Linked DNA regions of Homo sapiens: region 2 is linked to region 1. A link is an interaction called in ENCODE POLR2A ChIA-PET data of the cell type or tissue named here. Cell type or tissue: PC-9. All regions are shown on one strand.

Region 1 (5,000 bases):
GGAGTGGAGAAACTGAAACCCTTGTACTACATTGCTGGTGGGAATGTAAAATGGTGCAGCAGCAATGGAAAAGTATTGCAATTCCTCAAAAAATTAAACCCAGACTTAGCCATGTGATCCAGCAACTCCACTTCTGGGTCTATACCCAAAAGAAGTAAAAGTAGGGGCTCAAGTCGGTATCTGTACACCCATGTTCATAGCAGCATTATTCACAACAGCCAAATGGTAGAAACAACCCAAATATCTACTGACAGATAAATGGGTAAACAAAATGTGGTACATGCATACAGCGAATTATCATTCATCCTTAAAGAAAATTTTGGGCCAGGCGCAGTGGCTCACACCTGTAATCCCAGCACTTTGGATTACTTGAGGTCAGGAGTTCGAGACCAGCCTGGCCAAATAGTGAAACCCTATCCCTACTAAAACTACAAAAAAATTAGCCAGGCATGGTGGCATATGCCTGTAATCCCAGCTACTTGGGAGGCTGAGGCAGGAGAATTGCTTGAACCTGAGAGGTAGAGGTTGTAGTGAGCCGAGATCGTGCCACTGCACTCCAGCCTGGGTGACAGAGCAAGACTCCATCTCAAAAAAAAAAAGAAAAGAAAAGAAAAGAAAATTTTGGCCCATGGTACAACATGAGTAAACCTTGAAGACATTATGCTACATGCGATAAGCCAGTCACAAGGAGCTAATGTATATAATTCCTCTTATACGAAATACCCAGAATAGTCAAATTCATAGACAAAGTAGAATGGTGGTTGTCAGGGGTTACGAGGAGGGAAAAATGGGGAGTTATTGTTTATTGGGTACAGAGTTTCCGTTTCGGAAGACAAAAATTTCTGGAGATGAATAGTGGTGATGATTATGCAACAATGTAAATGTACTTAATACCACTGAACTGTACACTTAAAAATAGTTACAACAGTAAATTCTATGCTATGTGTATTTTACCACTACTTAAAAAAATTTTTTTTGAGAATGCCACATTCTGATTAGGGAAGAAGTCCCTTCTTCTGATCTGCCTTTTCCAAGTTGTCTCTCGCTAGTGCTTTTCTTACCTATAGTGCCAACCCCTCCGCTCCAGAAAAATACTGCTACCAGAAGATTATTTCTCTACATTTCCAGTTAATTATGTATGAGATGATTTTTTAAATTTCTAATCATGGAAGATCATTTTTTATTCATATCCTTTAAATAATATACTTTCAAGAAGAAATGCATCTAAAACCAAGAAAATTATACCTGTATTTCTTTTTCTGAAGCTGCCATATCATAGTTTCAGAAAGCTCAGTGGCATAGATTTCTTCAAAATGAGGGCTCATGATTTTTGTGACTTCTCCATCTCCAGCACCTAAATCAAGAAGTCTGTGGGTTTTCCAGTCTGGATTAATTTTAAGCAGTCTCTGAAACTGATCTGGTGAAAACACAAACATTGAGCCTCTTCCTAGCAACCTGAAAGAAAAAAAGGACAAAAATGGAAGTGTCTATGCAAATTAAGCACCCCTCACATACACACACAAAGTGAATATAGTGACTCAGCACCAACAACCATAATCACTTATTACATGGTTAAGATTTTTTTTTTTTTTAGACAAGGTCTCACTCTGTCACTCAGGCTGGAGTGCAGTGGCATGATCTCGGCTCACTGCAACCTTCGCCTCCTGGGTTCAAGCGATTCTCCTGTCCCAGCCTCCTGAGTAGCTGGGATTACAGGCATGCACCACCACACCCGGCTTATTTTTTGTATTTTTAGTGGAGACAGGGTTTCACCATGTCGGCCAGGTTGGTCTCGAACTCCTGACCTCAGGTGATCTACCCGCCTCGGCCTCCCAAAGTGCTGGGATTACAGGCATGGGCCACTGCGCCTGGCCTAATTTTTTTTTTCTTTTTTTTTTTGAGACAGAGTCTCGCTCTGCCGTCGCCCAGACTGGAGTGCAGTGGCACGATCTCTGCTCACTGCAAGCTCCGCCTCCCAGGTTCATGCCATTCTCCTGCCTCAGCCTCCTGAGTAGCTGGGACTACAGGCGCCCGCCACCACACCTGACTAATTTTTTGGATTTTTAGTAGAGAAGGGGTTTCACCATGTTAGCCAGGATGGTCTCGATCTCCTGCCCTCGTGATCCACCCGCCTCTGCCTCCAAAGTGCTGGGATTACAGGCATGAGCCACCGTGCCCAGCAAAGATATTATCTTTTATGTCATTTCTATGATTAGAAGACAAAGTTAATAAAATAAGAAAATGCCTCCAGATACCATTTGTCTTTGGAGTTGCAAATAATGCCCCAAAAAAGCATGGGAGGAGGGAAATAAAAGGTGGAAAGTGGAAAGGATGACAGGGGAAGGAAGAAGAAATAAGTAAGAGATGAATGTGAAGAACTTAAGTCAAAATAGGAAGGAAAAGTGGAAGGAGTAACAGAAAACATGTTTATCAGTTGAAAAAGATGACAAGCTAACACAGCCAGACCACAGTAGCAGAGAAACCAAATAGGAAAAAAAAGTGATTTCAAATATGGAACTAAACCATGGATCAGGAAAAAAGAGCTTTAGTATAACAGATTTTTAAGAGACACTAGAGAAAAGAGGGAAAAGAGTGGTCCTTGTGATGTCGGTTAATATGCATTAAAGTAGATTCGTACTTATGTCAGTTTATATGGTTACAACTGTCTGGGTCCTATTATTTCTAAAGGTCCTAGAAAACACTCAAAACCATAGTGATGCCTTTGAAAAAAGAGACTGAGGGGAGTTTAACTGGAGATTGAAGAGAACCCTCAGAAAAGCAACTATAGGTCCAGCCAAGTCTCATGGAAGCATCACTCTGGGAAATAAAGCGCAATCCCTATTTAGGACTTGTTTTCTAGCTCTGAAATTCTAGTTTATCTAGGACAGGGATTCTCAACCCTCCTTTAAGCAGCAGAACCCTTTCTTTAAATGAAGTGGAACTCACAGATAACATAAGATCCTAAGAGAGCTGCTGCTGTTCGAATGAGGTTGGGAGCCCAGGAGCTGTGGCCAGCCCACTTCTAGGCCTTTCTCTGCAGCCTGAAGCAGTTCCTGAGGCACTTCCTCCTCAGACCCTAGAAAACAGTTTGGGGACCACTGGTCCAGGAAGTGGCAGGGAAACCTGTTCTGTACTGCTGCTCTCTGGAAACAATCATAAGGTACAGAATGTTTGCTGCTATACAGTGACTGGAAAGATGCATGCAACACGGTGCCCAAGGTAAGACCAGTTTTAGGAAAAAATACAAATAATGGAGTTCATGTAACAAAGTCCCCCTTCCTTTTCCCATTAAGGCCATAGGAGAGTTTAACCAAGTTTACAGTAAATCTTCTGCCCCCATAGAAATGCTAAAAATTTGGAGAAAGACCTCAGAGACCACTAAACGTGATGCTACCGACTACAACTGCTTACCAAAGAAAATCACGTCTCATAAAAGACAAGTTGTTTTAATCCTCAATTGTTCATATATTACAGTAAGAAAATAAGCAAATCTGAACTTGCTGAAGTAGCTGTACAAAATTTAACACAGAAACCAGTCACAGCAGAAAGAGGCTACTGGCAGCATGGCTGAGGGGAGGCGAATTTCAAATACTGATGCTGACTTGCCACAGGACCAAAAGTAAGTCACAAAATAGTTATTTTGCTTAAATTTTCCCAGAGCGTGCTTCCCAAGCCATCTCCTTGGGATGTGAGGAATCTTGACATGATAATTATAAAATTCTAGAACAAGAGGTCACCTGAGCTCAGAGCTCACAAGTTCATCTGACTGGTCTACATTTATAGGCACTAGAGGCTGGGCATGGTGGCTCACGTCTGTAATCCCAGCATTTTGGGAGGCCGAGGTGGGAGGATCTCTTGAAACCAGGTGTTTGAGACCAGCTGGGCAACATGGTGAAACCCCGTCTCTATAAAAAATACAAAAATTAGCCAGGCACGGTGGCATGAGCCTCTAGTCCCAGCTACCTGGGAGACTGAGGCAGGAGGACTGCCTGAGCCTGAGGAGGTCAAGGCTGCAGTGAGCCATGATTGTGACACTGCACTCCAGCCTAGGCAACAGAGCGAGACCCTGTCTCCAAAAAAGAAAGAAAGAAGGCACTAGAGAAAGAGGGGAAGCATTGTCCTATTTCGAAAGAACATTAGCAACAGGGGCTCTACAAAAAGATTAACACTGTCAAAAAATAAATCAAAATCCATCAAGCCCAGTGTTTATCAACCAGGATTGATTTTGCCCTCTAGGGGGCAATGGGAGTAGACAGGAGAGTTTCCAGTAATCACAAGGACCTGGGGGTACTACTGCCATTTAGTGGGCAAGGCCAGAAAAGTTAGACTTCCTGCAGTGTGGGGGGCAGTCTCGCACAATGAAAAACAGTATCACCTAAAATACTGAGCCCAATACAAAGTTTCCCATAAACACAAACCATGAAGAGATATGACCCTCTAATTTGGGTTTAACTTTAGTGTTTAATAACCATCCTAGGTTCTCTGATCACAATCTAAGTTCTCTCTAGACTTAAGAGTCTACGGAGAGATGCACCTCTTCCTTATAAAATAAACTCTGGAACATCTACTAAGTCTTTCCTTACTTGGCCTTCTCCTTTCCAAAATAAAGGAAGTTTGATAAGTATCCTAAGGTAATACAAGACAGTACTACAGTAATGATTTCTGTGAGAGATGGCCACCTGTAGTAATTATCTCCCACTGCCATGACCGGAAAGTACTGATGGGCCCTAAAATTTAGTTTTTAGCTGAGAATGGGACACAAGGCAAGAAGGACTGAAAGCAGGGTGGGTATCAGAAGGAAAAAGCAGAAGAGTTTTAAGTAAGGGAAGCCAAAAGGGGTTTATTAACTGCATTGCCTCTTTGATCAAACTGTGAAATTCTAGAGCACGGAATTTTAACCAGGGTCTTATGGGTAGAGGAAAGGGGAAATAAAAGTTTGAAGCCCCCAAAATCATACACAAAATGTTGAATGTAAGCACTTTTTGAAGAGAGGATTCCTA
Region 2 (5,000 bases), 1.9 Mb before region 1:
AAGGGAGGTCCCCTGAGAGGTTTACCTTCACAGCAGGTTGGAGGAGGGAGATCTGGGCCAGGGTCCCCACCCTTCTTCCTCCTGTTTCTCGTCTGTTTCTTCAGGGCAGCATTGAGTCTACTGTGGGAGAAGGAAAGGAAGGTTTTATTTCATTTGCCCTTCTTAGACCAGGGCTGGCAAGTTCATGTGCCTTTTCTAGAGAGGGCAGTTCTAGCACAGGGCCCACTAGCTGTTGGCAGGTATGAGTATGGGCTCAGGGTTGCTAGTTTAGGTCTTTGTATATGTTTGAGTGTTTAGATGTTGGTGACTAATTTGCAGTGTTGAAAGCCACAGTATGGACGAGAGGAGGGGTCTGCAGGCTCAGCTTGCCTCTTGAGTGCCAGTGGGTGACATCCGGCTGGTCTTGGGCACTGGATACCAGATCTCTGCCTCTGGGGAGGGGTTGGTTCTTTAGCCACTTTCTCCTCTCAAAGGGTCTCCTTAAAAGGTGGGGTGACCTCAGGGTTTGACATACCTCACTAAGCTATTTCCTGGGCATAAACCTCAGGCAGTTATAGCAAGATTGAACAGGGGACATTTTTTTCTTGATCTGAAAACGTCCTCTTCATCAAAACTTCAGTGTCCTCATAGGCTTGAGGCAGGGTTAGCCTTGGTTCCAGCGCAGTCTCCAGCAAGTGATTACCAGCCTGGAGGGGAGCCTGGGACCACTGGCTTTCCACCTTCTCCTGGGGGTCCTGTGTCTGTGCAGGTGCTGGAGATGTGCATGAACCACTGTGGGGAGAAGTTCCACAGCGAGGTGGCCAAATTTCGTTTCCTGAACGAACTGATCAAAGTGTTGTCCCCAAAGGTGAGTACCTGGGCTTGGCTCTGCTGACTGTGTCGCACCTACGCCCACTGTCAAACTCCTGGCTCCCTCCTCAGGCCAGAGGCAGGCCCACGCATGGACAAAACCTGCTCCTGCCTGTGAAAGAAGCGCTCTCCTCTCCAAGCTCTAGGAAGAGGCTCTGCTCATTAGCTGACCCCTGCCCCTCACTGTTAGCATTTTCACATTTCCCTTTTAAGAAGGCCTGGGGAACGTGTGGCCTAGAGGAGATGAGGAACTCCAGCTTGGAGGCACAGGTTCCTGATAGAGACAGTGAGAGATCCCAGGGGTGGCGTGAAAGTTTCCTATCACCTCCTGCCTTGTCCTCTGTACCTGTCCTCCTGGCACCTGTCTTAGCTCAGCCAGTCTCAGGTAACCAACATTGAGCCCTGCCTTGTTGTGTTCCCACAACAGTGCCGATGCTGGCCATGGGTCCTACAGTTCATTTCAGTTCTGACACTCCCCTGAGTTGCATGCTACCCGGACCCCACGCAGTGAGGGCTCAGTGCTGCTTAGGCTTCCTGTGTTTCAGCTGCCAGCCGTGAGTCTCATGTGTCCTCAAGCTGCTGCACTTCTGCATCCCCAGCTGCAGATTCAGGGGTTCCTATGACCCCCACCGCCCCATATTCCATAATTCCCTAGAATGATTCACGTACACAGGAAAGCACTATACTTTCTATCCCTGTTTTATTGTAAAGGATACAAATGGAAGCGATACATAGGCAAGGTCTTGGTGGGGCAAGAGGGGACAGAGCTGCTGTGCCCTCCCCTGGACTCTGAGCTTGCCATCCTCCCAACGTAGGTTCAACTGAGAGGCTCTCTGAGCTTCCTTGTTTCAGTGTTTTCATCTGAGGTTTTTTTGTTTTGTTTTGTTTTTTTACACATCATTGCTGGCTTGAACTAGCACTAGGTTTTATTACCTAGGCATGATCGGTCAAATCATTGGCCACATAGTTGAACTCAATCTCTAGTTCACACCCCCCTGCCCGCCCCACCACCTCCACAGGTGGGGGGATGTGGGGGCACCGGTCAGGGGATGGGGCTGAAAGTTTCAGCCCTCTGATCACAAGGTTGATCTCTTTGGAGTGGCCAGCCCTTGAAGCTCTCTAGGCACTCACTGTAAGTCATTAGTGAAAACTCAGGTGCACCCTGCGAGTGTGTCTCTTGAATAACAAGACACTCTTGTGACTCAGGAAATTCCAAGGATTTTTGAAGTTCTGTGCCAGGAACGGAAACAAAGACCAAATTTTATTATTATATTCTTGTCCAAGGCAAAAAATGACTGTCCCCAGTGGTGTAGAACAGGCTCTGACCCAGGCTCTTGCATGGTGGGGTTTAGTGTGAGTATTGCCGAGATGAATTCCTTGAATCCCAGGAAGGGCTCCGGGGCTGGGCGCCAGATGGTGTGGCCTCTAGTCTCTCCTCACACTCATACCGCGCCTGGGAGCTTGTGTCTCTGGGCCTCAGCAGCTACCTCTTTAGTTAAAGTGTCGGTCTCCCAAGTCCCTTCCAGCTCTAGAATTCTCTTTCCTTTTTACTTTCAGTACCTGGGGTCCTGGGCCACAGGAAAAGTTAAAGGAAGAGTCATTGAAATACTCTTCAGTTGGACAGTCTGGTTTCCGGAAGACATCAAGATTCGAGACGCTTATCAGATGCTGAAGAAACAAGGTCTGACTTGCCTTACTGTGTCTTATTTCCTCTTGACTAGGCCTGTATCTTCTTGCTTTTTCATCTGCCTTATAATTTTTTGTTGAAAGCTGTACTTCTTATGTAGGACCATAGACACTGAGGTAGAGTTTTTTTTTTTTTTTTTTACGCAATAAATCTTTTATCTACTTACCTTTAAAAGCCATAGTGCAAACCTGGAAAGATGATGTAGGGTTTGCTTTTTTCCCTGTTGCCTGGAAATCATAGGAAACCACAGCATGAAAAAGGTCAAAATACAAGCTACCTATGTCACTAAAGCACTTATTTATCTTTTAAAAGACTTGTTTGCCTAAAAACTAACCTTTTGGTTTTTTTTTTTTTTTTTTTTTTTGAGACAAGGTGTTGCCCTGTTACCTAGGCTGGAGCACAGTGGTGCAGTCATGGCTCACTGTAGCCTCGACCTTCTGGACTCCAGCCATTTTCCTGCCTCAGTCTCCCAAGCAGCTGGGACTACAGGCGTGTGCCACCATACCCAACTAATTTTTTCATTTATTATTATTCTCCCACCCACACCCCAACACACACACACAAACACACACACTCTCTTCCTCTCTCTCTGTCTCTGTCTCACTTGCTGTCTCACTTACACCAAATATTTGTATTTTTTGTAGAGACAGGGTCTTGCAATGTTACCCACGCTGGTCTCAAACTACTGGGCTCAAATGATCCTCCCACAGCCTCCCAGGCGTGAGCCACCATGCCCATCTTTAACCTCTTTTCCTGAAATAGTGGAACCTTACTATGAAGTACAGATAAATGCTACCTATGAGCTAGAGTTTGAAAAATACTATTGTGATAAAAGTAACAACGTGCAGACATAAAATATTTTATAGTTACAAAAGATCTTTCAGTAATCATTTAGTGGATTTATTTTTATTTACTTCTTTTTTTTTTTTTTCTTTTGAGACAGAGTCTCACTCTGTTGCCCAGGCTGGAGTGCAGTGGGGCGATCTCTGTTCACTGCAACCTCCGCCTCCTGGGTTCAAGTAATTCTTGTGCCTCAGCTTCTCGAGTAGCTGGGATTACAGGCACCTGCCACCATGCCTGGCTAATTTTTGTATTTTTAGTAGAGATGGGGTTTCACCACATTGCTCAGGCTGGTCTCAAACTCCCAACCTCAAATGATCCGCCTGCCTCAGCCTCCCAAAGTGCTGGAATTACAGGCGTGAGCCACCGCTCCCGGCTGTGGATTTATTTTTAATTGACACATACTTATACACATTTATTGGAGTACAATGTGATATTTTGGTACATGCATACAATGTGTAGTGATCAAATCAGGGTAATTGGCATATCCATCAGTGAGGTAAGGAGTTTTTAATCCCTGGAATTGGGTAGAGCTTTCCTTTTGGTAGACAGGATTTGAGCTGGGTGTGAGATTTGTTGTTGCTGTAGTTACTATATCAGACTTCAGATTCCTCTAGTGTTAGCTGATGTTTAGGTTGGGGGCTAGCTAGTTTGTTAGTTTTCTTCAGTATCTGTTCTCTCAGCTGTAGGTCTTCACTTTCCTCTGCACCTCAGAGAGAGCCTTTCTCCTTGTTCTTGCCACTCGTAGCAGTAGACAGCCATCCCTTGTCAGAGGGATAGGGTGGCGGGCAGGGCCAGTCTCTGTTCTGATTCAGCCTGGTTCTTAGGCAGGCACTGCATCCTGGGTCTTGGTAGGATCTGTTTGTGATCCTGCCTCACCCCAGTGTAGATCTGGGCCCAGGACATAATTCCTGCTCCTCCTCCAAGGGTACTAGGGTTTGTTTTTGTTTTTTCTCCCCTGTTTTTTCTCTAGCTGCAGTGGGTTCCACCGGTGCTCTAAGGCTGCAGGGTTTGTTACTCTTCTCCCCCTAATCCCGCCTTCAGGCCTTCCCGCTGTTTTCGTGAGCCTCTGGAGAAGAGCTTATTTTCTTTTTGTTGCAGCCTCCAGAAATTCTGTATTCTCTTGGTAGCTCACACTGGCCTGTAGACAATTTTTAAATAATTCTAGCTTAGTTGTTACTATTGGTATTGCCTTTTGTCAATCCTTGGAGGTTGTTTTTTTCCTTAGATTTCAGGTTACTTGGTTGTTGCCCTGTGATCTGGGCTCTCTGATGTATTCAGGGAAGCTGTAGGCTGGGCATGGTGGCTCACGCCTGTGATCCCAGCACTTTGGGAGTTTGAGGTGAGGAATCACTTGAGGCCAGGAGTTTGAGACCAGCCTGGGCAACATAGCGAGACCCCCATCTCTACAAAAAATTTTTTAAAAAAATTACCTGGGTGTGGTGGTGCCCACCTGTAGTCCCAGCTACTTGGGAGGCCAAGGTGAGAGGACTGCTTGACCTTAGGAGTTTGAGGCTGCAGCGAGCCATGATCACACCACTGCATTCTAGCCTGGGAGACAGAGCAAGAATCTGTCTCAAAAACAACAAAAATATTGTGAATTTGCACACTTTCCAGTGTTTTG

What was found. Peaks named below come from ENCODE experiments on the same cell type or tissue, not always from the same donor. Only the 100,000 strongest peaks of a DNase experiment are listed, where the experiment ranks them.
Region 2: POLR2A ChIA-PET joins it to region 1 with 8 read pairs; 1 of 35 experiments calls an interaction of 5 or more read pairs at or near these places.

Annotation. Positions count from the first base shown.
Region 1 is chr16:21,614,320-21,619,319 of GRCh38, reverse strand. It overlaps METTL9 (methyltransferase 9, His-X-His N1(pi)-histidine), which reads right to left. Exons shown (of 5, transcript NM_016025.5): 3 at 1,246-1,455. Among named protein-coding and RNA genes, the nearest start is that of METTL9, 17 kb to the right of the region's middle. In PC-9, no CTCF peak of the experiment used is centred here; no DNase peak of the experiment used is centred here; H3K27ac peaks cover 1,718 bases.
Region 2 is chr16:23,489,207-23,494,206 of GRCh38, reverse strand. GGA2 (golgi associated, gamma adaptin ear containing, ARF binding protein 2) reads left to right here. Exons shown (of 17, transcript NM_015044.4): 4 at 749-847; 5 at 2,407-2,530. Among named protein-coding and RNA genes, the nearest start is that of GGA2, 19 kb to the left of the region's middle. In PC-9, no CTCF peak of the experiment used is centred here; a DNase peak (open chromatin) is centred at 2,059.